3 separate regions of the Homo sapiens genome follow, and regions 2 and 3 are each linked to region 1. Evidence: chromatin loops called from intact Hi-C (ENCODE). Cell type or tissue: natural killer cell. All regions are shown on one strand.

Region 1 (8,000 bases):
TTATAAGAGAAAGACAACTCATAGAAAACTTGTCAGAGAAAATAAATAATTCAGAGAAAGAAAAGTCCAATGGCCAATAAGCACATAAAAAAGGACTTAATCTTGTGGATAGGAAAGTTCAGGTGGAAACAATGAAACGCTGTTTTAAACCCAGCAGATGAACGAAAGTTAAAGGGAGTCTCTGGTGTTGGGATGATGCTGGGAAATGGACATTGCTACTGGGAACCTGACTCACTTCCCATTCTTAGGAAAGTACTTCAAAAATAGTTATTAAAGGAAAAACATGCAAACCTCTGTCGGAACTCTCTCACATCTGGGAATCTATCCTAAAGGTGTATGTACAAAGATGTTTATTAGATCACTATTTGATGTCTATCACTAGGGAGAGGCTAAAGAAAGTGTGCTGTATCCACACTGTGGAATATTATGCCGCTCTTAAAAGACAAAGTTTGATCTATATCTGTTAACTTGAAAGAATGGTATTTTTTAAATATAAAAAACAAATTGCAAATTAATTTTATGGCATAATATTGTTTTCTAAAAATAAAAACATGGACTTTAAAAATCAAATATATACTTCTCTGGTTACAATGATCACACATTACATTCATAATTTAGAAAAGAATATAAGGAAAAGACAATTGTCAAATAGAGCCCTGAGATTCCAAGATGCTCAAGGACTACAGATGAGGGTCACCTGCCTCATTTGTCCAGTGGCCTCCCCCTGAGCAGGGCTGTGTGGAAGCACATACCTCTGGGGACATCACATAGCAAAGGGGCTGAGCAGTGTGTGGCCATCTGGTCTCCCAGTGTCCAGAGATGTCCTTCTCCAGTCCACTCCAGTCTTCTTTACACTGTGACCAAAAGTGATGTTTCTAAAACATCACCGATGTAGTTTGGCTGTGTCCCCACCCAAATCTCATCTTGAATGGTAGCTCCCATAATTCCCTCAAGTTGTGGGAGGGACCCAGTGGGAGATAATCGAATCATGGGAGCGGTTTCCCCCATACTGTTCTCATGGTAGTGAATATGTCTCACGAGATTTGATGGTTTTATAAGGGGAAACCCCTTTTACTTGGCTCTCATTCTGTTTGCCTGCTGCCATCCACGTAAGACGTGACTTGCTCCTCCTTGCCTTCCATCATGATTGTGAGGCCTCCCCAGCCACGTGGAACTGTGAGTCCATTAAACCTCTTTTTTTTTTTTTTTCTGTAAATTGCCCAGTTTTGGGTATGTCTTTATCATCAGTGTGAAAATGGACTAACACAGTCATTGTTCTGCTTAAAATTCTGGAAGGATTTCAATATTTCCCTACAGCATTCAGGATAAATTTCAGTCTTCTCAGCTTCCCCACCATGCTCATCCCCTGCTCTCTGTCCCCCGGCAGGCCTCCCATATGCTCCTCTTTAAACAGGGTGAACTGCTATGCCTGATGCTTTGCACATACTTGTCCTCTGTCTGGATTGCCTGTTCCATCCCGAACTTCTCTTCCTGCCCAGTTTCTGCTTGCCCTTTACAGAGCCAGGAATCATCTTTTGCCAGGGTGGTACCTGATGGCCTCCCCACTTCACACAGAGACTCTTTGAGCCCCTATGGCACTCTTTTACTTGCATGGTAACAACCTTCTCTCCTTGAGAATGGCGAACTCTGGAGGGTGAAGATTGTGCCCGCCATCTCAGCACCTGTCACTTTGTGGGTTTATTCAATGAATGAAAAAAATGGGTTCTTACCCATGTTTAGTTCATTATTTAGTTATTAGGAGCTTAGCTTCCTGGTGTATTATATACTGAGAAGCACCAATGGTGAGTAACAAATCAGCAAGAGAATCATCATGTAAAGGTTTAACATCTGCTCTGTGCCAGGTGCCTGGGCCATGAAGATTATGTGGCTGCTAGTTCCACATGGCCCTAAGAAGGGAAGGGGAAACTCTCCCTCACCACCTAGCTGGTGGCAGGGAGGGACTTGAGGATCCAGAAGCCTGTCTGACTCACAGGCAGCCAGCCAATGTCATGATGTCCAAATAGTGTCCAAAAGTCAGAGGGGCCAACATCTGAGCTGCAGAGAGAAGCAGCAGGTTATGGGTGATTATGTCTCCACAAGAGAGGGAGCAAAACAGACCAATCCCAAAACCTGAAGCAAAGGCGAGGGCGAAGTGGGATGGCTTCAGGCTTTTCTTTACAGTGATAAGATGTCATAGCTACACTGGATAGTCCTGTAAGAACTCACCACTAACTATATTTACAGACATTAAACAAAAAGACCAACAGCTCCTAAAACCATGGCCTTTGAGTTATGCTAACTTGGTAAATCTCAACGAGGCACATGGTAAAATATTTAGAGCTTTTTTGAATCTATGCACATGAGCTGTCTGAAGGAGCCATTCATGAGAACCGGGCACTTTTGTAATCCATTACCTGCATTTTGATAATGAAATGATTGAATTTGGAGCTGAGAAAGATGGGAGCCTCGTCTGTCACTTTCAGGTGAAGGAGATGAAGTCCCAGCAGCTCAGCGTCTGTGGTCCTGGCCGCGCGTTATCTGGCTTAACTCAGGTCTCTTCCCCACGAGGCCAGAGCCACTGCATCACATCCTACTGTTGCCCCAGTCAGTGCTTAAGTGTGACAGCTTGCAACATCCCTGTCCTTGGGGAACCTCCTCGATTAGCTCCGGCTTAAACCAGAGGCCTTTTCCTGGCTAATACCTGTCTGGGGACACCAGAACAGCGAGAGACGCCGTGTTGTTATCCTTAGGTTAAATCCTTGGAACACTGTTTCTGATCATTTTTAAAGTTGTTCAGGGCTTACTCTGTGAGCAGATGGCCCCAGGATGTGACCCTTCCCTGGCACCACATCAAAATACTCATTTAAAAGCTTAACCATACACAATGGCAACCTTATTAACTGCAATGCAAATGTACCTTTGGGAATTCTGAAGGAGTATTGGAGTGCTCTCTAGATGGTATTCAACAGAGAAAGGAAATGGATGTGAACATCTGTGATTATTCTACATTAAAATTATCGATCACAGGGCCTGTGTGGCTTATCAGCGGCAGGAAGTGAATTTAAAGTCAGTAAATGACTCCAGGTCGACTTACCAGGAGCTAGGGCATTTATAAGCATTGTGCCCTGAAGATAAGTTCACCCCAGGCAGTTCTGAAAAGGACTCGTCAAACATGTCCTGCTGTAGAATAATTTCTAAAAATGTTTTTCAGATCTTAGGAGTAATATAAACATGCAGAAAAGTAGAAGGAAGAAAATAATGACCTGATACAAACTAAAGGTTTGAGTGCTGTGTGAACAGTCTAAGGGAGGTTATTGAATTGGGGTGAAAAGAATAGAAAGAAGAGCGCAGATAATTGTAATAGTAACAATAGCTAATATTTATTGAAGCTTTCCCATGCTGGGCACAGGTTCAAGTGCTTTACAGGGGTCGCCTCATTTAATTATTACTCATTTCTGTGTAGGTGTGTAGCCGGTGGGCTAGTTCAGGTTCTTGACTTTGGGACAGAAAATAATTTGAAAGTGAGTCAAAAGCAAAAGCAAGCAAGAGAGTTGACTGCAAAGCCAAAGTACACTCTAGCAGCCGGTCAGAACGGGCCACTCAAAGGCAAGACAGCTCTGTCTAATACTGGGGGATCTCCCTTTATGGGAAATTTGCATGATTATTCATGAAGGGGTGGTAAGGGGTGTTGCTATTAAGCATGTTAGGAGTGGTTTCTTAGGTCCACATGTGCAGTGGCTGTACATGCTAGTACATCCATCGCATGTCTTATAAGCATTTTAAATCTCCACCTGGGGGTGTGTTTTTTACTATTATAATGAGCACAGGTCAGCCCAAGGACACTAATCACGGGTTTCTGTGCTTGTACAAATGTGGGGATTTTTCTCTTCTGCTCCTGCCTTTTTGCTGTAGGGTGTTCTAACCACGAGCTCAGGATGCGGTCTGTGCACTGTTAGGTGGTTTGTTCTCTTCATCAATTTGACAAGTTTCTTGTTTCCTGTCAAGGGAGGCTCTGACCACCTCATCTAACCTGCCTCAGGTGCAGCCTTATTGCCATTTTACACGTAAGGAGTGGGAGGCAGAGAAAGGTTAAGTCCCTGATATTAAGGGAAGAGATGACATGGAAACATATGAATATAATATATATAATATAATGTAATACAAACAGCATGGAGAGGCTATTTGCAGAGGAGGGAGTTATTAATTGTGAGATTGTTGGCTGGGGGAGCCTAGGATCTGCAGCAGCAGCTAGGTGGAGGTGATGTTTGCTTGAAAGATCATGTACCCAGAGCCCCAAGTGTTGGTAGGAGAGGTAGAAGCAGGGGAGATAATGTTAGTCTAGGGAGGAATCAGCAGCCGGGGAGGGTGGAAATGTAGGCAGGGGCTAGGTTATGGAGAGTCTTTTATAGTATATTAAAGAATTTGGACTTTTTCCTGAAGTTGAAGAGAAATGTCATGGGTCTTCGTGCAAGTATATGGCACAGTCTTAGTTGGTTATTCTGTTAGCAATATACTAACCTGAATTATCAATTCCAAAATCAGTGTGATCCAATCGCTTGTCATCTCTTACTGCTGGCTGTTGTTGGCTTTGTACCTGCTTTTTTGATGTTGCAGAATGAGAGGGGAACCAGGATGTGTTACACAGTTTAACATACACACCAGCGCATCAGAGAGAGCGAAAAGTCACTGTCACCACGGGCCATGGGGCAGTACTGGCTAGATACTGCCTGTGTGCTGGGGAAGGAGCGACAAAGGAAAATCCATGAAATCTACGCAAAGTTTGGAGGAGGTGTCCATCTGATAGGGAATTAGCTGACAAGTTTCTTGTATTTCAGTGTATTTGAAAATTCTGCCATTGTTTTAGCATCTACTTTTTCCTTGTGAATTTTTTGCAGACTTTGCATTCTGTTCTGTGGATCTGTCTTTGTATTTTGGTTTTTACTACCAAATGGCTTTGATTACTGAAGTATTTTTTTCTTTTAGGCGTTCTAACATCTGTTGTACAAGTTTCCCTCATTATTCTTATTCAAAACTTTTCTGGCATTTCTTGTATATTTAATTGTACAGAGGAGCCTAAGGCTTATCTTGTGGATTCTTTCTTCTTTCTCCTTCCCCCAAAAATTCTTGTGAATATTATTATGATGATGTTAGGTTTGTAGAATCATTTAAGGGAATTTGGCATCTTACTATTGAGAAGAAATGCTATGATTTTCATTTATTCAAACATATATAATTTCCCAGTAAAGTTTTATGGTCTTTTTCATATGGATCTGGCAGATTCCTTGTTAATTTGTTTCCAGCCACTTATGGTAGGGGGAAAAAAGTAAGGTACTTTTTCTATTATGTTTTTTCAGTGACTACGTTTTGGTACGTAAGAAGGTTATTAAAGTTTTCCTTATTTATTCTGGAATGAGTCTCCTTACTAAATTACTTTTCTTTTTTTTTCTTTTTATCATGTCATGGAAAGTTCCTCCTCTTTTTTGTTTATTAAGCTCCTTTCTCTTTCTCTTCCTAATCAGAAAAGGATGTTATATGTTGCCAGAAGATTTCTAGCAGTTATTGAAATGCTATTTTTCCCTTTGATCTAGTATTATGATGCATTGTACAAAAGATGAATGACATAAATGTTCTTAATATTTAGTCATCCTATTCCATGGTCATGGTGTGTTATTCTTTTAAGGTACTTCTGGACTTCATTTATGTACAAAGTGATCTGAATTCTAAACGTCTGTTCCCTCTTGGTACCATTTCCACTCTCAGTGAGTTTCTGAACTGCTGTCCCTCTGCATGGCCTCTCCTTCCTCCTCCTCTCCTGCTCAGCTGGTTTCAGGAGATGGACCTCAGCTGTCACTGCATGTCTCCAGCCAGCTAGGTGTTTGCCAGGGACAGGACGCCAAGGGCACAAGATATCGCTGGAGATGCACAAAGGGAAAATTGCAGAATTCTCTCAGGGACAACACCAGATGGCCACTGGTTGTCAAGGAGACTTTAAGAACCATCTCAGATGGGGCGGGTGAGACCCTGGGCATGAGAGATGGTCTCTAAGCTGCTACAATGCTTGCTTTGCTGAGGGGGTGTGCACGTGCTGGCCCAGAAAATCCTTTTCTGCAGAGTTCAGTCTCCCCTTTACAGAATTTGAAAACAATGTCTACAGAATATAAACATTGTTTTAGGAAAGCAGGTGGAAGCATCGCTCCATTAGGAGCCCCCCTCTGGAGAACCCTCATGTCTATTTGGCTGAGTCCTGGACTGACTTGAGAGAAAAAGAACATTTTGGAAGCTGCTGCCATATGGGTCAGCTGTACCTCGGTGTATAAATAAATCTCAGCCTAGCCAATCCTGAATATGCATTATTTATGCAAAACGGCTTTTGGGTATTAATGTCCAGTTATCAGCTGGTTCATTCACACCCCCTGGGATGCCCATAAGAGTTCTTGCTATTTGTCTGGGAAAGCATTGCTGCTCACTGGATCCACCTTTGCCCTTGAGGTACAGAGGAAGCTACTCTTCCAGCAGGAGGGGCCGTGCAGTCAACCCAGTTGTCCTGAGGAACAAATGATTGGTGACCTATGAGGCAGAGCTCTTTAAAAGTAGGGAATGATACAAACACAAAGCCTTATTCATGGGCACTGGCCTACGTGCACTGTAGCTCAGGGATCACAGACTTTCTCTGTAAGGGCCAGCTAGGGTCATTGGTCAGATGTGTCAAAAGAAGCAGTATTCAGTGATGCTGTACCCACCTGCACCTCCCTGCTTTGTAAAAGCCATTCTTAGCTCATGGACTGTACAAAAACAGGTGGGGGGCTTGGCTTGGTCCCAAGTTGCAGTTTTCCAATCCCTATTTTAGATGATCTAGAAGACATGTTTTTCCCTGACTCCAAGTGGCCACTTAAGCCATGGTGCAATAAATCTCTTCCTACTTGGACTCTTGTGGGCTGCGTTTCCACTCTGAGCTCTCTGAGGAAGATGGGGGGCCCACTTGCCAGAGAGAATGCTTTCCCCTGCTCTGAGCATCCTGGAAGTTTCTCTTTTCAATAGGACTTATTGCTTCCTTTGGAATAATACCTCAGAAAACAACATCAATGCACAAAAATGGATGCAGTTGTTTTGATTTTTTCTTTGGTGTTAGAGTTTTGGGAAGTCAGTATAATCCATTTTTTGACTAGATATATAGTCAAAGATTTCTATTTCCTTTTTTGAAATAGAGCATCTATTTCTTTTTTGGAAATACAACATTGCTTAAAGTATTTTCACATTCATCTCTTCTTATTTTTAGGTTAAATTCCCCAAACTCGAATATTTCAAGTTACTTCTAGGGACAATAATTTGAATGGTAATAGTTGTTCTGGCCCAAGTAGTAAACTGATTTCTGGCAAGTTCTTAGCCTGAACTTCCCTAATCGGGGGCTGCTGCATGCACACGTGTCTCGTTGCAGCCGCAGAAACATGCAGTGCATTTTGTAGGCAACAGAACCAGCTGTGGACTAGAAAGGGTGGATGATGATGCTTGCTATTAGCCTCAAAGCAGCCTGACCTACATTTGGAAGAAACGCCAGGCTGGCTGCTAGATTTGACTGGCTGCACTATAATACATCCCAGTCCTGGCTGTTTTTCACCTAAGTAATCTACCACTCAGGGTTGATGTGAGGATCAGTCAACCAACCAATTTACAGGCATAGCATAGGAGCTTACATGGAGGAGATGTTTAATAAACAGAAATCCTTTTCTTTTAAGGATCTCACCCTGTTCAAGAGGCACCTGCTACAAGTCTGCCTTACACGGGATCCAGGCCCTAGTGTAGATTGCAGAGGTGTTCCATTCGTCATTAAACACCAAGATAAACAAAGCTAAACTTTAAGCAAAGCCAATAACCATTGTCTGTGTTGGTCAGTGTTTTGCGTAGGTATCCGACATTTTTTTTTGCTTAAGATATTTAAGTCTAATGTAATGTACTAAGGTGCAAGAATGAGGTCTCGTAACATATGTAATCGATTTTTCTGC
Region 2 (8,000 bases), 500 kb after region 1:
CTAGGGAGAGGGAACTGCCAGTGCAAGGACCTCTTGCAGGCTTCCTCAACCTCAGTGCTATTGACATTCTGGGCCAGATCATTGTCTGGGGAGCTGTCCCAGGCATGGTAAGATGTTCAGTGGCATCCTGGCCTCTACCCACCTGATGCCTGTAGCCCCCTCCCCTTAATGGTGACACCCAAGCATGTCTCAGGACATTGCCATTGCACCTGGAGGACAAAATCACCCATGGTTGACAGCCACTGCTTTAAAGGGACCAGAGAAACATGGCTGAGGCACGAAATTTTCTGGGGTGCTGGCATGATACAAAGCCAAGGTCCCAACAAATGAATGAATGCTCTGATGCTTGCATTCAGGGAACAGCAGCATCAGCCTCACTGGGAACTTACTAGAAAAGCAGAATCTCATGACATACCCCAGCCCCACCAAGTCAGGATGCGCGATGCAACGGAATCCCCAGGCAGGCAGTAAGTATGCCCATCAGATTTGAAAGGCGCTGGTTCAGAGATCCCTGTGCGGTCCTTCTCAGCTGCAATGGTGGTGGATGCTGCACCAATTAGGAGTCCATTCATGAGACAGATATCCTGGGGTACCTGCCATGTGCAAGTTTCCAGCTCAGGGCTGTGTAGAGCTGCCTCATGGCAGGTGCACAGGCTCTGAGGTCAGACTGCCTGGGTTCAAATCCTCACTCTGCATAGTAGCACTGTGACCCTGGCAAGGCACCCAGCACCTCCAAGCCTGTTTCTGTATTTCTGTAGTGAGGCTAATGATAAAAATAGTCCTGATTCCATGATGTTTACTGTCAGGGGTAAGAAGGACAGCCCAACTAACATGTTTGGCTCAGTGCTTGGCACTCCAAAAGTGGTCAACCTTTGTTTTTAAGAGTATCTATCTGTCTGTCTATCTGTCTGTCTGTCTATCCAAAGGAGGCAGTTGGTGGAGGCAGGAAGTACATGCCTACCTCATAGTGCTTCAGAGAGGATTAAATGAGATGACTGTCAAGTGCTCAATTCAGCATCTAATATAAAACAAACACTGCATGAATGGCAGTAATTAATATTATCAGAATAATTTCTTTTGAGAAAATGAACAGTGGTAAAGGGCTTAACAATGAATGACGTTCTCAGCTGTTTACTCTGAATTACACTCTTGTGGCCAGAATGTCCTTGGCTCCTTGGCAGTAATTGTCAAACCAGGATGGGAGCAGTCAGTCCTTCCACTCCCCCAGCCTGGGCCAAGCAAGGCAGGTTTCCATCTGCTTGTGACCTCTTGTCACACACAGAGAGGGTGGAGAGGCTTCTCTCACATGGCAGCTCTTGTGGGGAGCTCTCATTGTTTTTGCAACATCAGGGTTGGTGATGGTGTCTGAAGGATAGCTGAAATCCCAAGCCCTGAGTTCAGGCAGTCCTGGGGTTGGTTATTCCAGCAGTTGGATGACATTTTCTAAGACCTAGGTTCCTTTCATATTTCCTTTCTGCCATCCTCAGTGTCTGGGTTGGCTCTCCTCATGGGATCAGGATGGCTGCAGTCACTCCAGGCATCACATCTTCATTTGCTGAAATTCAGAGACAGCAAAGGAGAGCCATATGGTCCCTATGTCTCATTTTCCAATATAAAATTTTTTTTCCAAAGCCCACCCGCTCTCTCTTCTACAAAAAGCCTTTCCTTTCATCCTCATTGGTCAGAATGGCAACAGGACCTATCCTAAGCAAATTGCGGGCAACAGGAATGATTGATTTTATGGTTGATATTAATTTCTCTTAAAGCTGGGGATAGGGTAGCCTTTTCTGAATACAAAACCATGAGACAGAAGGTGCCATCCAAGCAAAATCAGGGTCCTGCCAGCAAGATAAGATATTGACTGTATAGGTTACCTGCAGTGTCTCCTTCTGAGGCCTTCACCCCATATCAGACCCTTTAATCTCTGATTCCAGCATCCAATTATCTATACAATCAGATTCAGGAAGAGCAGAATTAAGACACAGCCTGGATTTCAGGGGGAAGTAGTCATTCGCAATACTTCTGCAGGAAATTCTTAACTCTATGACAGCAACCGGATTGCAGGCAGACCACACATCTCCCTTTAGGTTGATGGAGCCCTGGTTTAGAACCCGGAGCTGGGCCCACACCAAGATTCCCATCCATCCCAGGATTTCTAATCAGTTAAGGCATCTCTTGGGAAGAACTCCATGGAGGGGACTAGTGGGCTGATACACCTGAGAAAGGCTCCAGGAGAGAGAGCCAGTGTCAGATAAAAGGGGGATTCTGGGATGGCACAGCATTAGACACTCAGATAATCCCTGGGCTCTTTGACTCCTGTGTTCCTTATGTGCAAGAGCAGACACTGAGGAGCCAGGCCCCCGAAATATCTGCAGGACATTGAGAATGGGGCGGACCCAGGTGGGGTCACCAGTGTTTGGGGTTAGCAGTTTGAGCCATCATGCTGATCATGATGATCAGCTTCTCCAAAACCTGCAAAACTGGCACTGCCTCCAGGAGTCAGGGAAGGAAAGGAAGTGGAGGAGGCTGAGGACATGTGGAGGAGGCTGAGGACATGTGTACAATGAACATCCCTCCCTGCCCCAGGAAATCTCTGAAAGAGTTGGAGAAGGATTTTGAGGGGGGCAGAATTCTTCACATGGCAGGTACCAGGACCACAGAGTAATATCCTTAGGGAACATACATTGCTTCTGGCTCTATCCCAAGGCTGGTGTGGCTTGCAATGGTGGGTTTGGTTAAATTTGTGACTTTCTCTTTGGTAAAATGATGGATGCTTTGCACTGGAGTCAAGCACCTCACTTGATCATTTAGGCCTGACTCACCTACTAGAATATCAGCCCTCTGAGGACAAGTGCCTTTGCCTATATCACAGTCTCCCCAATATTGTGGGTGTCACTATTGGTTGTCCATTCTGTTTTTGGAAGCTTTTTTATATGATAAATACAGCATCCCAGCACACTTCAAATTACATAGCAATGCAAATTTTCATTCATGTAATAATGGATTCAAACACATATTTATGAAATAAACTGTTGCAATGATCATTACTTACCATGATGCCTTTTAAATGTTACAATTGTAGTTTTTTTAGTTGTTATGAGGCATAGGCAGTTGAAATTAACTGCACAGTGAGTTAGCGTTTAAGGAAATGGAAACACCCAGGAGTAGCCATTAGAAGAATGAGAATTCTGCAAACCACAGATAGAGGAGGCTCATTTCCCCCACAGCCACTTACTGGAAACTTCCACTAAAGATTCAATGCCCAGAATCTCACAAGGAAAGATGTTTTCCCTTAGGAAGTCTCCTTTGGTTTACTCTCCATGAGCTGGAAGTCTTATCAGTGAAAATGAAGAGGGAGCGAGCACCAGGGCTGTTTGGCCTGTCTGTGAAAAACAGACCAGCAGAATTCCCCTACACGCAGGAGGGGGCATCCTGCCATCAGCGGGGAGAAGGGGTCACAGCCGAAGCATCATATGCATCCTTGCCGTGTGTGTGACTTGCCTTGCAGCTTGCATGGTGCTTTTCTGTCTAGTGTTTCATTTTACCTTTAAAACAATACTGAGAGGTAGGCAGGATGGGGATTCTCAGCCTCATCCTGTAGTTGAGCGGTCTGAGGTTGAGTGGGGTTAGACAGGTGACTCATTCAAGATCACATCCCCAAATGCAGACCCAGTGACACCTGACACTCCTCCCTGTCCATCCTCTGTGGGGTAGGCATCGTCCCCGACACAAACACTCCTGAAAGGAAAACTGAAAACAAAATTGTTCAGGGACAGAATCTGAAGCAAGAGGGGTTGTCTTCTAGACACTGGGAGGTGCTAAGGAGAGAAAGCAAGGTGCAGTGCTGGGATGTCGGCAGAGCCCTGGCAGTGGGGGAAGGGGGAGGGGAAGGAGGTCACCCTTTCTGTCATCAGCATGAGGGTGGTGATGCAGGCTGGCAACACAAACCGTCCATCCTCGTCTTCCTAGATCCAGAGCCCCAGATTTATTATTATTTATTTTTTTAGACGGAATCTCGCTCTGTTGCCTAGGCTGGAGTTCAATGGTGCAATATTAGCTCACTGCAAATTCCGTCTCCCGGGTTCAAGAGATTCTTATGCTTCAGCCTCCCAAGTAGCTAGGATTACAGGTGCCTACCACAATGCCCGGCCAATTTTTTGTATTTTTAGTAGAGACAGGGTTTCACCATGTTGGCCAGGCTGGTCTCAAACTCCGGACCTCAGGTGATCCACCTGCCTTGGCCTCCCAAAGTGCTGGGATTACAGGCGTGAGCCATCGCGCCTGGCCCAGAGCCCAATATTTTTTAAACTGCAGAACCTTCCTGATCAAAGGGCAGCAGGTTAGTGGAGCCTCCAAGAGCCCAGCCCTTGGGTTGAAGGGATCTGGGTCTTAAACTAGTTCCACCCTCGCAGAACATTAGCTAATCTCCTCTGAACCTCGGTTTCCTCATCTGTAAGTGCAAATAAAATTAGTTGATCTCTTGGGGCCTTTGGGAGGAAAAATTATCAAGGAAGTGAAGCACTTAGCATGGTATCTAGCATATACTAAGCACTCAGTAAAGGCTGCAGTGGCTATTACCATGATCATCTAGGACTAACAGGGACTATAAACCAGGCTGTGCCTAATGTTACTATGTTACAGTAATTTTAATTAACAAATGCAAACGAGATGCTCGTCTTCTAAAAGGCATGTTATAAAAACAACTTTAAAAATTGCTTGTTTTGGTTACTTCTTTCACACCATGCTGCCATGCTCCATGCAGAATGCAGTCACAGTTACATCCTGCATTAGGAGCAGTTCACGCCCAGAGTTGTGTGTAAGGTGGTACCATTCAAAGAAAGCCACGGCATATTCTGAAAATTTAGGTGGAGTAAGTAACACAGATCTTTCATTCTCACTTCTAATCTTGGGGAAGAAACAACAGGCTACTTTCTCAGAAACCCTCACATTGCAAGTTCCTCTCTGAAACTGACGCAGCCCCACGCTTAAGTTGAGAACTGGTGCAAAACAAATGTATAAAATCCTCCAATGTCTTGTGCAAATTCTATTTTAAACGAGTTTCAGCTGAGCCAGGGAGAGCCAGAAGGAGAGGGCTGTTTTAAGGATAAGTGAACATGTACGAGACAGCTGAATGAGGAGAGAAGAGAAATGCCTGCATATCAACTGAGATGGCGGATTTCTTTCTGGCAGGCAAATGCCAAGCTGTGGGCATCAGACCTACAACAGGACACAAAGCAGAAGAGAGGTTATTCAGCTGGGCAGCCAGAGAGCTGCTAAATCAAGGACTATCAAGTTCTGCATTTGTTCTCTTCTTACTTTTTTCATGTCAAACCCTTAATCTTCACATCAGTTATATGCACATAATTTTGTCGTTCCTTGCTACCACATGATTGTGACATCAAAACAGTCTAACAGTTAACGCTGGTAACAGGATCGTTCCAAGAACCCAAGCTCTGGAGACGAGCATAAAGGCACAAAACAGTAAGGCCAGGCGTCCCTGGTCTACCGAAAAAAACTTACAAACGAAGAATCGAAACCTTGAAGGAAAAGTTCAGATTGTGGCAAACGAAGAATCGAAACCTTGAAGGAAAAGTTCAGATTGTGGGAAATAGGACAGCGGCTTAGGATTAACACCAACCTCCTCGGTTACTAGTGGTCAGAGGGATGGGGCCACTTGCAGTTAATTTTCTAGAAAACATAACATGATTGATGTTGTCTAAGTATCAGATGTCACTTGGCTCCCCAAGAATGTATTTGTTGAATCAAGATTAAATTAAGGTTGCCCTATAAAGCAAGGGTTTTGGTCTTTGCTTCTTCTGATTCTCAACATTTTTACTCCTGGGGAGCCACAATAGTCCCTAAGTGGTTTTTCAGCCGCTTTTTAGGTTTCAGAAACAGCATCCGTGCCCTTTTGATGTAATCTATGTCCCAATAATTAGTTCCTGCAGCAATGTAAATGATTAAAGTCAAGCCACGCTCATTTTTAAAGAAAAACCTCTAAACCCACAAATGTGTTCACCAATGTGTAAGTTTCAACACGCTTGGTTGGAGCAATGATTCATCTCACAATACTGATCTGGAAGAATAACAATATTTTGTCTATTTTCATTTAAATATTTAATAGGAGATAGTAATTTTATTTAATTCCTAAAGTTTATGACCAAAACTAATTGACAGGAATTAAGTCATTCAGCCAATATTTACTGAGCACCTGCTATATGCTCAGTACTATGCTAGGCACCAGCAATTAAAGAAGATCTCCTCCCTGCTTTGAGGGGATCACAGCCTAGTGATATGGGATGTATGAAAAGTAATGGATTCAAGAGTCCGGCAACCTAAGTTTGACACCTAATTCAGCCTCTTACACCTTTGGAGGAGAAGACCACCTGGGTTGATCAGACGGTCTCCAGGTGCTTGTTTTCACTCCATTCTGGCCCAAGCCCAGAGTCAGCAGCCTAGGTTTTAGTGGGATGAGGATACCAAGAAGTGTGGCTAAAAGGGAGATTGCAAGGACCTGACTTAAAGACCTGCAGGCGGGTGAGGTTATCACACGTTCCACATGTTGGCAGCCAATAACAACAAATTGAAAGCGATTGAACACTTACTGTGTGCCAGGCATGGGGATAGGCGCTTCACCTGTATTATCCTGCTTCATCCTCCCAACAATTCTTTGAGGTACCATTATGATCCCATTTTACATATGAGAAACTGAGGCTTAGAGGGAAAGGACTTGAGCAAAATCACAGGGCCCTAGGCACTTGAGCCAGATTTTGGAACTGGCTCTTTTGGGCTCCATGCTTAAGAGACCCCATACCCCACTAGGGTCTTAACCATCACTTAGTAGCAATTAAGCCTGTCGCTTAACAGCTGCCACGTGCCTCCATATGCTACCCATTGCACCCATTCAAGGTTCTATTGGTTCTGGCCCAATCGCATTTTTCTCTAGAAAGTGGACCTTTTCTCTGCAGAGTCTACAGAGTGTGAGGGTCTAACTACACCTGCTATTTAAGAGAGCTCAAGCCTTGGACTCAAAAAGCATGGACTCAGCCCAGGTACTGAGCAGAGAGACAAAGCCAAGATACTGAGTAGCTTTGTAACTTCCAGCGTTCTTATATTAGTACAAAGCTATTTCCAATTTTATATAATTACCTTTTTGAGGTAATTATCAATTCATGACCTTTTTAGTAAATGAGAGTGCTGAGGAAGGGCTAGACATTGAGGCCATTTTCCTAAAGGATTTGAAATGACGCAGTGGAAGGCACCCAGATGAAGGACAGGCGCAAGTGAACGAGCCTCAAATGCATACAGACTCCTGCATTTTAGCATCCGGATCCACCATTCACGGCAGAGCTAGACCCTGACACCAAAAATTGAGATGACTGATATACCGACTAGAACTCCAGACACCATCTTGTGATCCATCCCCCCACTCAGCAGAGGCCTAGAGAATGAATACCAGCAATGTCAAAAAAACAAACAAAAAATTCCACAGAAAATCTCCCCAGTCATTTGATTGTATAAATAATTTATTTCTGTTCACAGCATCATATATGCATTATAAAAGGCTATGGAAACAAAAGAGAAGGATGATGAGACAGAGAATTACAGCAGTAGAAAGGAAAACAGAAACCAGGGCACACAGTTCCAACACCAGAACAGAGAATTTGGGAAGATAATTGCTCTGAAACAGAACTGGCCTCCCTGTGTCTATTAGAAAACATTTCCAAAGCTCACGGAGGGAGGCCAACTTCCCCTATGGGAAACCCATTCACTCGCCAAAGGGCAGAAGGCATCATAAATCACCCATTGATACATTGGTGGGGGGCTCCCTGTCCCCCTGGTGACCACTCCAAGGTGATTTGATCTGTGCTTCCTCTGTTGGGTCAGAGACGAAACGGGCTATTATTAGGTCAAACATTACAGAAATCAACTGAGACTCTTAACTAGTAGTTGATACACCACAGGGCTTTACTTTACTGCACAATTACTAACAGTTGATT
Region 3 (8,000 bases), 110 kb after region 1:
TGTTCCGGGCAATATATTGAAAACAAAGGTTACTAGACGGCAAATCAGACAACCTGCTTTAACATCTGGAAATGACTTTGAACAGAGTAACTCAGTGTCTCCAGGTTCTGCTCACACATCTGAATATGAAAATAACAACATCTGCCCAGCATATTTTTCATCTGAGCTGCTCTGCCCCCCAACCTCGTTGCGGTGATCGGTTCTCCAACACATTTTGGGTAACTACTATGTAAAAGACACATTGCTAGGGAGGAAATATCAATGTAAATTGTGGAGCATTATCTAAATGTAAAGTCTCGTTACCATTAATAAAACACTCATCTGGAAACTATATACAACATTTTATTTCTTCTTCAACTACTGGTCCTCGTCCACCTCCATAAACTTCCCGGCTCTTCTATTACTCACATTAGAGAGAAAAACAAAATGCCATCTTTTTCATGCTCTGTCACCTTCCTCCACTGAACAATAACCATGTCGACCGGCAATATCAGAAAGGTCATCCGGTGAAGCGTTCACTCTGCAGTTGTGCACCACTGGGTTTTGAGAGTGCTGGCTAAATATTTTAAGTGATGGATGTCCCTGCCACTTCTCACTTTTCATTTTTTATTTAATCAGTCTCACATGGATCAGGAAAAACACAAACCTTTACTCCCTGTGAAAACACTGTAGTCAAAACAGATTAAGCATGTTTAACTCAGGCTATGGTAGCATGCTAGTAAAAAGCACTTGGTATAGGCTATGAATTGAATTTTTCACTGCCTCCCACCACCCCACTAAAAAAAGAGATATCTAAGGTTCTAATCTTTAGTACTTCAGAATGTTGTTTTGTCTGGAAACAGGGTCATTGCAGATGTGACTGCTTAAACTGAGAGGAGGTCATTCGGGACTAAGGTGGGCCCCTAATCCAATATGACTGGTGTCTTTATGGAAAGAGGGTCTGTGAAGACAGAGCTACACAGGGAAAAACCGTGTGACAACAGGGGCAAGATTAGAGTTAATGCAGCTGTAAGCCAATAAATGTCAAGGATTGAAGCAACCACAGAAAAGGGAAGTATTCTCCTCTACAGGTTTCAGAGGAAGCACGGCCCTGCCAATGCATTCATTTCAGATTTCTAGCTTCCAAAACTGTGAAGCAATACATCTCTGTTGTTTTAAGCCACCCAGTTTGTGGCACAGACATCCCTCAGTATCCCTGGAGGATTAGTTCCAGGTCCCCGCATGGATACCAACATCCACACATGTTCAAGTCTTTTATATAAAGTAATGTAATATTTGCATATGACCTAGGTACATCTTCTCATATACTTTAAATCATCTCCAGGTTACTTGTAATAGTACCTAACACAATGAAAATGCTGTGTAAAGAGTTGTTCTACTGTATTGCCCAGGGAATAATGACAAGAAAAAACTATGTACATGCTTCAGCACAGATACAGGCATTCATTCTTTTCTTTCAAATATTTTCGATCCATAGTTGGTCAGATCCATAGATACAGAACCCACAGATATGGAGGGCTGGGGATACTTTGTTATAGAAGCTCTCTGAGACTAATACAGTATAGAAGAAGTTTGAGAAAAGGAGGTTTTCCAAATGGTGCTGTATTTAGCTATCTATTGCTATATAACAAATCACTACAAACTTAGTCACTTAAAACAACACCCATTTCACAATTTCTATAGGTCAGGGACCTGAGCATAACTTACCATCTTCTGTTTCAAAGTCTCACATAGTCTACAGTCAAAGTGTTGGCCAGGTGTCTCACCTGAAGGCTCAATTGGGATAGAGTCCGTTATACACTGGTGGTGGGGCCTGGTCCTAGCTGTAGTTAGTGTGCAGGTGACAGAGGGGGCCGTTGGGTAGGCTCTTAAAATCAGCAACAGAGGCTCATCTATCTTCAGATACTAAGAGAAAGGATAGCTTGTCTTAATCTAATAGGTTAAAATCTGTAGGGACGGCTGGGCATGGAGGCTCACGTCTGTAATCCAAGAACTTTGGGAGGCCGAGGTAGGCGGATCACCTGAGGTCAGGAGTTTGAGATCAGCCTGGTCAACATGGTGAAACCCTGTCTCCACTAAAAATACAAAAATTAGCCGGGCATGGAGGCAGGTGCCTGTAATCCCAGCTACTCAGAAGACTCAAGCAGGGAGAATTGCTTGAACCCACGAGGCAGAGGTTGCAGTGAGGCAAGATCAGGCCGCTGCACTCCAGCCTGGGTGACAGAGTGAGACTCTGTCTCAAAAAAAAAAAAAAAAAAATCTGTAGGGACAAAAGAACAGAGTATATTTAATGTAGGTAAACTGTGGCTTAAACTAAGACTACATGTTTGGGTATCTTTTCTGTAGTTGACATATTTTTGGAAATGTAATATTTTTGGCCATGTCAAAATAAGATAGATCGACAACTGAAGAAATGAAGGCTTCTTGTCATTTCCTTTTGTGGTATTTTAGCGAAATCCGTGGTAAGACCTCAGTCCTCTGAAATGTTGGGACTGTAGGTGAAAGCAAAAACAACAACAGCACAGCTGACATTTCACATAAAATTGTGTGCCCAATGCTTGCATTTACATACTCAATTACTTTCCTAGAACATGCATGTTAAGACATATATCTACCATTTTACATATATATTGAGCCTGCACTATATGCCGGGGACTATGCTTGTCACTGGAGATATGGCAGATAACAAGACAAGCTTTGTGGTTAAGATTTAAAGGGATAAATAATTAAATCCCTTGTCCTCAGAGTGCTAAATTGTGTCACACAGAAACATAAGTATCAAGTATGAATAAAAACTGCTTTGTGACTGATGGATTAGAAACTACAGTGCGATTCAAAGTCCAAAATTGACTTCCTACTTCTCCATGGATGTATAGTGGAGACCCCGTGAATGCTTCTGCCCATGGTAAAGTGGTGGGGAAAACCTTTGTGGTCTGTAGGTTGGGGGAGAGTGATGAGAGATGGAGAGACAGAGACAGAGGGACAGGCAGACAGAAAGAGAAAGGGACAGAGACAGAAAGAGACAGAGGGAAAGAGGGAGACAGAAGAAGAGAGAAAGGCAGACACACACACACACACACACACACACACACACACACACACACACACAGAGTCTTGTTCAAAGTCTCTTCCCTTTTATCCTCCAGGGAGCAGGGATGGTGGGCATGGCCAACATGGGGGACTGTTAGCAATCCTGCTCCTGGTTAACACCTCATCAGAGATGTGGCTCTCTGTGGGATATTTTTGAGGAGAGGGCCTTCTGCTTGGTTCGCCTACAGGGCCACTGGCTAGCCGGCTCTGGGGCAAAGAGCGTGGGCCAGGGAGATTGAGAGTTGAAAGTGATTTTGCTATTTCAGGGTCTTTTGACTTCAGGTGTGTTACTTATCTTCACTGAACCTCAGTTTGCCTACCTGTAGGATGGGATGTTTCTACCTACCGTAGTGGGTTGGGAGGATTAAGAATGAACACACGCCAACCATGACATGTGTGATATGTAGCAGGTGTTCAGCGAATGTTGGCTTCCTCTTCTCCCCCTTCAAGGCTGGTTTTTCCATCCCCTTTCCATTCTTATTGTTTCCTTCTAATATTCCTTCCATTCTGAGAAAGAGTAAGCTCAAATTTCTTCAGAAGTTTTGCAAAGGTTTGGTGGAGGTAGGGGAAAGAGTAAGAGGTTCTTTTGGCACCAAGTTTATTGCACTTTGGAGTTTTCCATGACTTGTGAAGGGATGGGGTGAGAAGAGAGAATGGGACCATAGACTTGGAGGTATCAGTGTCAGGAAGTCACACAGAGGTTGGAAGGTGGAGGCAGGAGTGCCCAATGCCCTACACAGGTCGTTGTCATCCTGCAGACTCCAGGAGGGAGAAGCAGGTCAGGTGAGTTCTGTGCACACCAAACCACGGGACTACAGAGACTCCTTTGTATTAAAGAGAGTATTGCAGGTGGTTGCTTCCTGTCAGCCACCTCTGATGTGAAATGGCTGAGTTACTAGGAGAGACCTTGTGTACAGTCAGGCATACATTTCAATTACAGTTCAGCTACTTTTTAGCTGGATTTCTCTGAGCAAAAAATTTGACTTCTCTGAGCCTTTATTACCTCATAGCGTTTTTGAGAAAATCACATGGGAGAATTTCTAAAAATGTGCTCCATAAATAGCGCTATTTTGATTTTGGTGTCTACGCAACCCCAGCATCAGCTCTCCCTGTTGCTGTCCAGAGTTACCTTCCTCCACTTTAAGTTAATCCCACCTGCAGGGGACCTTGGCCATTTATATGGCTTTATACCATAAGTGTACTTTATAGTACACATTCATAGTATAGGGCTGGGGAGGTATTATTCAAGCTACCAAAATATAAGTAAGAAACAAGAGTCTCATTGCCCTTTCTGGGAAAAGGATGGGCAGCAAATACTTTCCAAGGTCTCCTCTGCCTCTCTCAGATAGGGCCTGGGCCACTGCTTCCTCTCTTGCTGGTTTCCTCCTGGAGCTCTGGTGGAAAAAAGGCTACCCTTCACTTTCCTGCCTCTTCCCTGAATTTTCCCAATAAACCAGTAACTTCAGAATCTCTCTCTCTCTCTCTCTCTCTCTCTCTCTCTCTCTCTCTCTCTCTCTATCCATTCATCTATCCATCTTCCTACCTATCAGGGTTTGGCAAACTCTTCTGAATAGCAGGAAGGAATTACAGTGTAGAAAGAAAAAAAAATCAGTCAAGTGTAACTGTTCTCATAGTTCCAGGGAAAAGAATAATAAATGAACTAACTCATTCACAGACAAAATGCACCAATCCTGGCTTTACCCCTGGTTTTGAGGATAGCCTTCCTATCCTCATTCCATCCACACTTCCCTCTTAAATCAATAAAAGGCAAAATCCTAAACTTCTGTTTGGAAATGTGGAAAGGAATATGCAGGGAAGCAACATGATCGTCCCTAAAGCCAGTCTGGAACCAAGTGACTGACAGAGGCCCACATAGGCACATGATGTGTGTAGAAATCAGTCTAGGTGTATGTCCAGGTGTGTTCAAAGACTGAATGGAGACCTCCTCTGCAACTGCTGATCTCTCTTGACTAAGGAAATTGGAAACCTAAACCTAAAACAAAACAAAAAACTCACACATAAACCTGTGTCATGAGTAACTTCACTGGACACCAGGAAAAAGTCTTTTAGGCTGGGAGAAGGCCCTGGTCCATAGGCCCCAGCAGCCTCTCCCTATAGTTTGTCCAGGAGCTTAGCTCACTAACAATGAGTCTGAATAAAGAAGGAATCAGTACAGAATCTATACAACAGCAATATATAAAAAATGAGAAAAGAAATAGCAAACATATACAGCAGATAAGCAAGCCCCACAGAAAAAACGTTACCATGGGTCAGATGAACATTGTGATTAAACCAATTGCTGAGAATTTTCTAAAATCTTAGTGAAGAAACAGAGTTTTATAAAAAAATAAGCCAGGCACAGTGGCTCACACCTGTAATTCCAGCACTTTGGGAGGCTGAGGTGGACAGATTGCTTGAGCTCAGGAGTTCAAGACTAGCCTGGGCAAAATGGCAAAACCCCATCTCTACAAAAAAAATACAGAAATATGCAGGCATGGTAGTGTGTGCCTGTAGTCCTAGCTACTTGGGAGGCTGAGGCAGGAGGATCGCTTGAGCCCAGGAGGTCAAGGCTGCAGTGAGCTATGACTGCACCACTGCACTCCATCCTGGGCAACAGAGCAAGACCTTGCCTGAATAAAAAAATAGAATTCTTTAGAAAACCAGAGCCCAAAGATAGGGGCTCAGGGATGACATGGTCAGATAAGAGAATGAGATAAAGCATGAATTGAGAGAGGTCTTGAAAGGGGTGGATGAGAAATAAAACGACTATAGGAAGGAAAGCCAGATGGGAAGCAGTGCAGAAGGGAAGAGCTGATGTTGAAACTGTCAAAGGTAATGGATGATAAGATGGAGAAAGATGGGAAAAAAAATTCATATGAGCCAAGAGTCATAAGAGGATTGCAGAGAAAGTGAGAAATAAGCAAGACAGACAAAGAAGTTCAAACCACCCATAATTGATGCCTCCAAAGAAGATAACCAAATATGTTATTACATATTTTAAGAAGGTTGGGGGTAGAAATTGGGGAGATGTTGTTCAAAGGATGCAGAATTCTTGTTCATTAGAGGAGTAGTTCAAGAGATCTATTGTATTATACACTAGATATACAATGGTGACTATAGTTAGCAATATATTATATTTTTTAAAAATGCTGAGAGTGGATGTCAAGTGTTCTCAACATAAACATGATAAAACTATGTGTGGTAATGCATAGATTCATTAGCTAGAGTCAGTCACTCCACAATGTGTACATACTTCAACCATATGTCATACACAGTAAATATGTACAATTTTATCTGTCATTAAAACATAAATAAATTCAACCTTCCTACCAAAAATAAAAAATAAAGATATAATCCAAGTACAATTACTAAAAATAAAGAAAGACTTGGCTCTTCAGCTTGAAAGATCATAACAGTATGTCTTAGAGGGAAATATTTACAGAACCATTGATATGGAGCCTCATCTGAGTGAAGTTACTGAACATCAGAGAGAAAGAAAGAATCTTTTGGACAGGTAGATCAAGAGACCAAATTACCTCTTAACGGGAAAATACCAGCCTGGCTCACAGCCTCAATCGACCCTTGAAGTCAGTAGAGCAAAGTCTACAAAGTCCTAAAGAGAAAACGTGTATTTTATAGCAGTCTGTACCATGCATCATAAATAAGACAGCAGAAAACATCTTTGAACCTGCAAGCGCTTAGGGAGTGTGGTTCCCATGAGTCACTTTCGAAGAAACTACTAAAGGATGACATTCAGGCAATTTTTTACTGGAAAAAAAAATATGGTAAAAAGACCACCAGGGAGCACTGACTGACTCCATTAAGGTGTAGGGTTAAGACCAAAGTGATCTGGTTACTGGCATGTCGAAATTATGCAGCTGATGAAAACCAGGAGACAAGGAAACTGTGTACTGGAGAAGGTAAAGGAGGCAGGTGTTTTCCCTTGTTTAATATTTGCTATTTTCTGAATTTTGGCCCACAGACACTTATTATCTATTCAAGAAATAAATAATGTATTTAAAAACAACATGAAAAGGATGAGCCAACAGTTGAAGCTTCACTGTCTGTCAGCTAGAAACGAAAAGATATGTACAGTTCTGTATTATCTCAACCACAACAAATTGGGGTGGAGAGGAGTTGTTCTCTCACACAGTCAGGAAAAAGGATAAGAAGAAAAAGGAAAGGAAAGGGAGCATTCTTTCTTAGGGTTGGCATTTTCCCGGCAACCAGCATTCGAGTCATCCTTCTACAAGGACACCTTGTTACGTTGGTGTGCATTTGTGAAAGGAAGAGGTTATTGGGCTGACGTTTCATATCAAATGATGTCCATAGTGAGCCTGTGGCTTTTCATTCCTGTGAGCCTCACTAGATCCCCATGGCTTCCTTCCCCAAGTTCTGCCCTAACCTTGGTTCCAGAGTGGTTCAGATGGCATCTAAGCCTCAGCAGCTGGTCTCTGGTGGTTCAGTCCTGGATGCCTTCTCATCTTCAGAGCCACCCGTTTTCCATGTTGTAGTCTCATTCATCTCTCTGGGCCTCAGTTTCCTGGCCTGGGATTCTGCTTTGCTTTGTTTGGCTTTCTCCTACTCCTCCCAGCTTCTCCCCCAAGAGAATGTGGCCTTTTCCTTGAATCCCAGCCCAGTAGCAAGACCCTACCATACCTTAGAAAGCTCTGTTGGACAATGATAGACTGAACCCTGTCCTCATTGTGTCAAAGCCTCCTCAGTGGGACCCTTCCACCTTCTTTTGCAATGTCCAGTTCTATTTTTACATTAGGCTTATTGTTATTGTTGAGTGGCGTTTGGCTACCTGACGTCCCAGTGTGGACCAAATTAACTTCATGACCTTTGACTTGAATGGGTAGGTTTCTTGCCAAGCTCTAACATCCCTCTCCTTCTGTTGGAACGTGGAC

Evidence for each region. Hi-C counts contacts between places; a loop is a spot of excess contacts. Peaks named below come from ENCODE experiments on the same cell type or tissue, not always from the same donor. Only the 100,000 strongest peaks of a DNase experiment are listed, where the experiment ranks them.
Region 2: a loop joins it to region 1, with 3 times the contacts of the local background. A loop is called at or near these places in 6 of 110 quality-filtered maps.
Region 3: it touches region 1 in a loop (4-fold over the local background); 6 of 110 quality-filtered maps call a loop at or near these places.

The regions. Positions count from the first base shown.
Region 1 is chr2:233,986,779-233,994,778 of GRCh38, forward strand. The region is part of intron 21 of TRPM8 (transient receptor potential cation channel subfamily M member 8); the gene reads left to right. Among named protein-coding and RNA genes, the nearest start is that of SPP2, 60 kb to the right of the region's middle. RefSeq lists an enhancer at 3,749-3,798. In natural killer cell, no CTCF peak of the experiment used is centred here; DNase peaks (open chromatin) are centred at 3,933 and 4,623; H3K27ac peaks cover 2,643 bases.
Region 2 is chr2:234,485,533-234,493,532 of GRCh38, forward strand. ARL4C (ARF like GTPase 4C) reads right to left here. Exons shown (of 2, transcript NM_001282431.2): 2 at 7,509-8,000. Among named protein-coding and RNA genes, the nearest start is that of ARL4C, 7.5 kb to the right of the region's middle. In natural killer cell, no CTCF peak of the experiment used is centred here; DNase peaks (open chromatin) are centred at 3,569, 4,849, 5,349, 6,509 and 4 weaker places; H3K4me3 peaks cover 3,246 bases; H3K27ac peaks cover 7,759 bases.
Region 3 is chr2:234,098,382-234,106,381 of GRCh38, forward strand. No RefSeq gene overlaps it. Among named protein-coding and RNA genes, the nearest start is that of SPP2, 52 kb to the left of the region's middle. In natural killer cell, no CTCF peak of the experiment used is centred here; DNase peaks (open chromatin) are centred at 2,490 and 3,910; H3K27ac peaks cover 2,483 bases.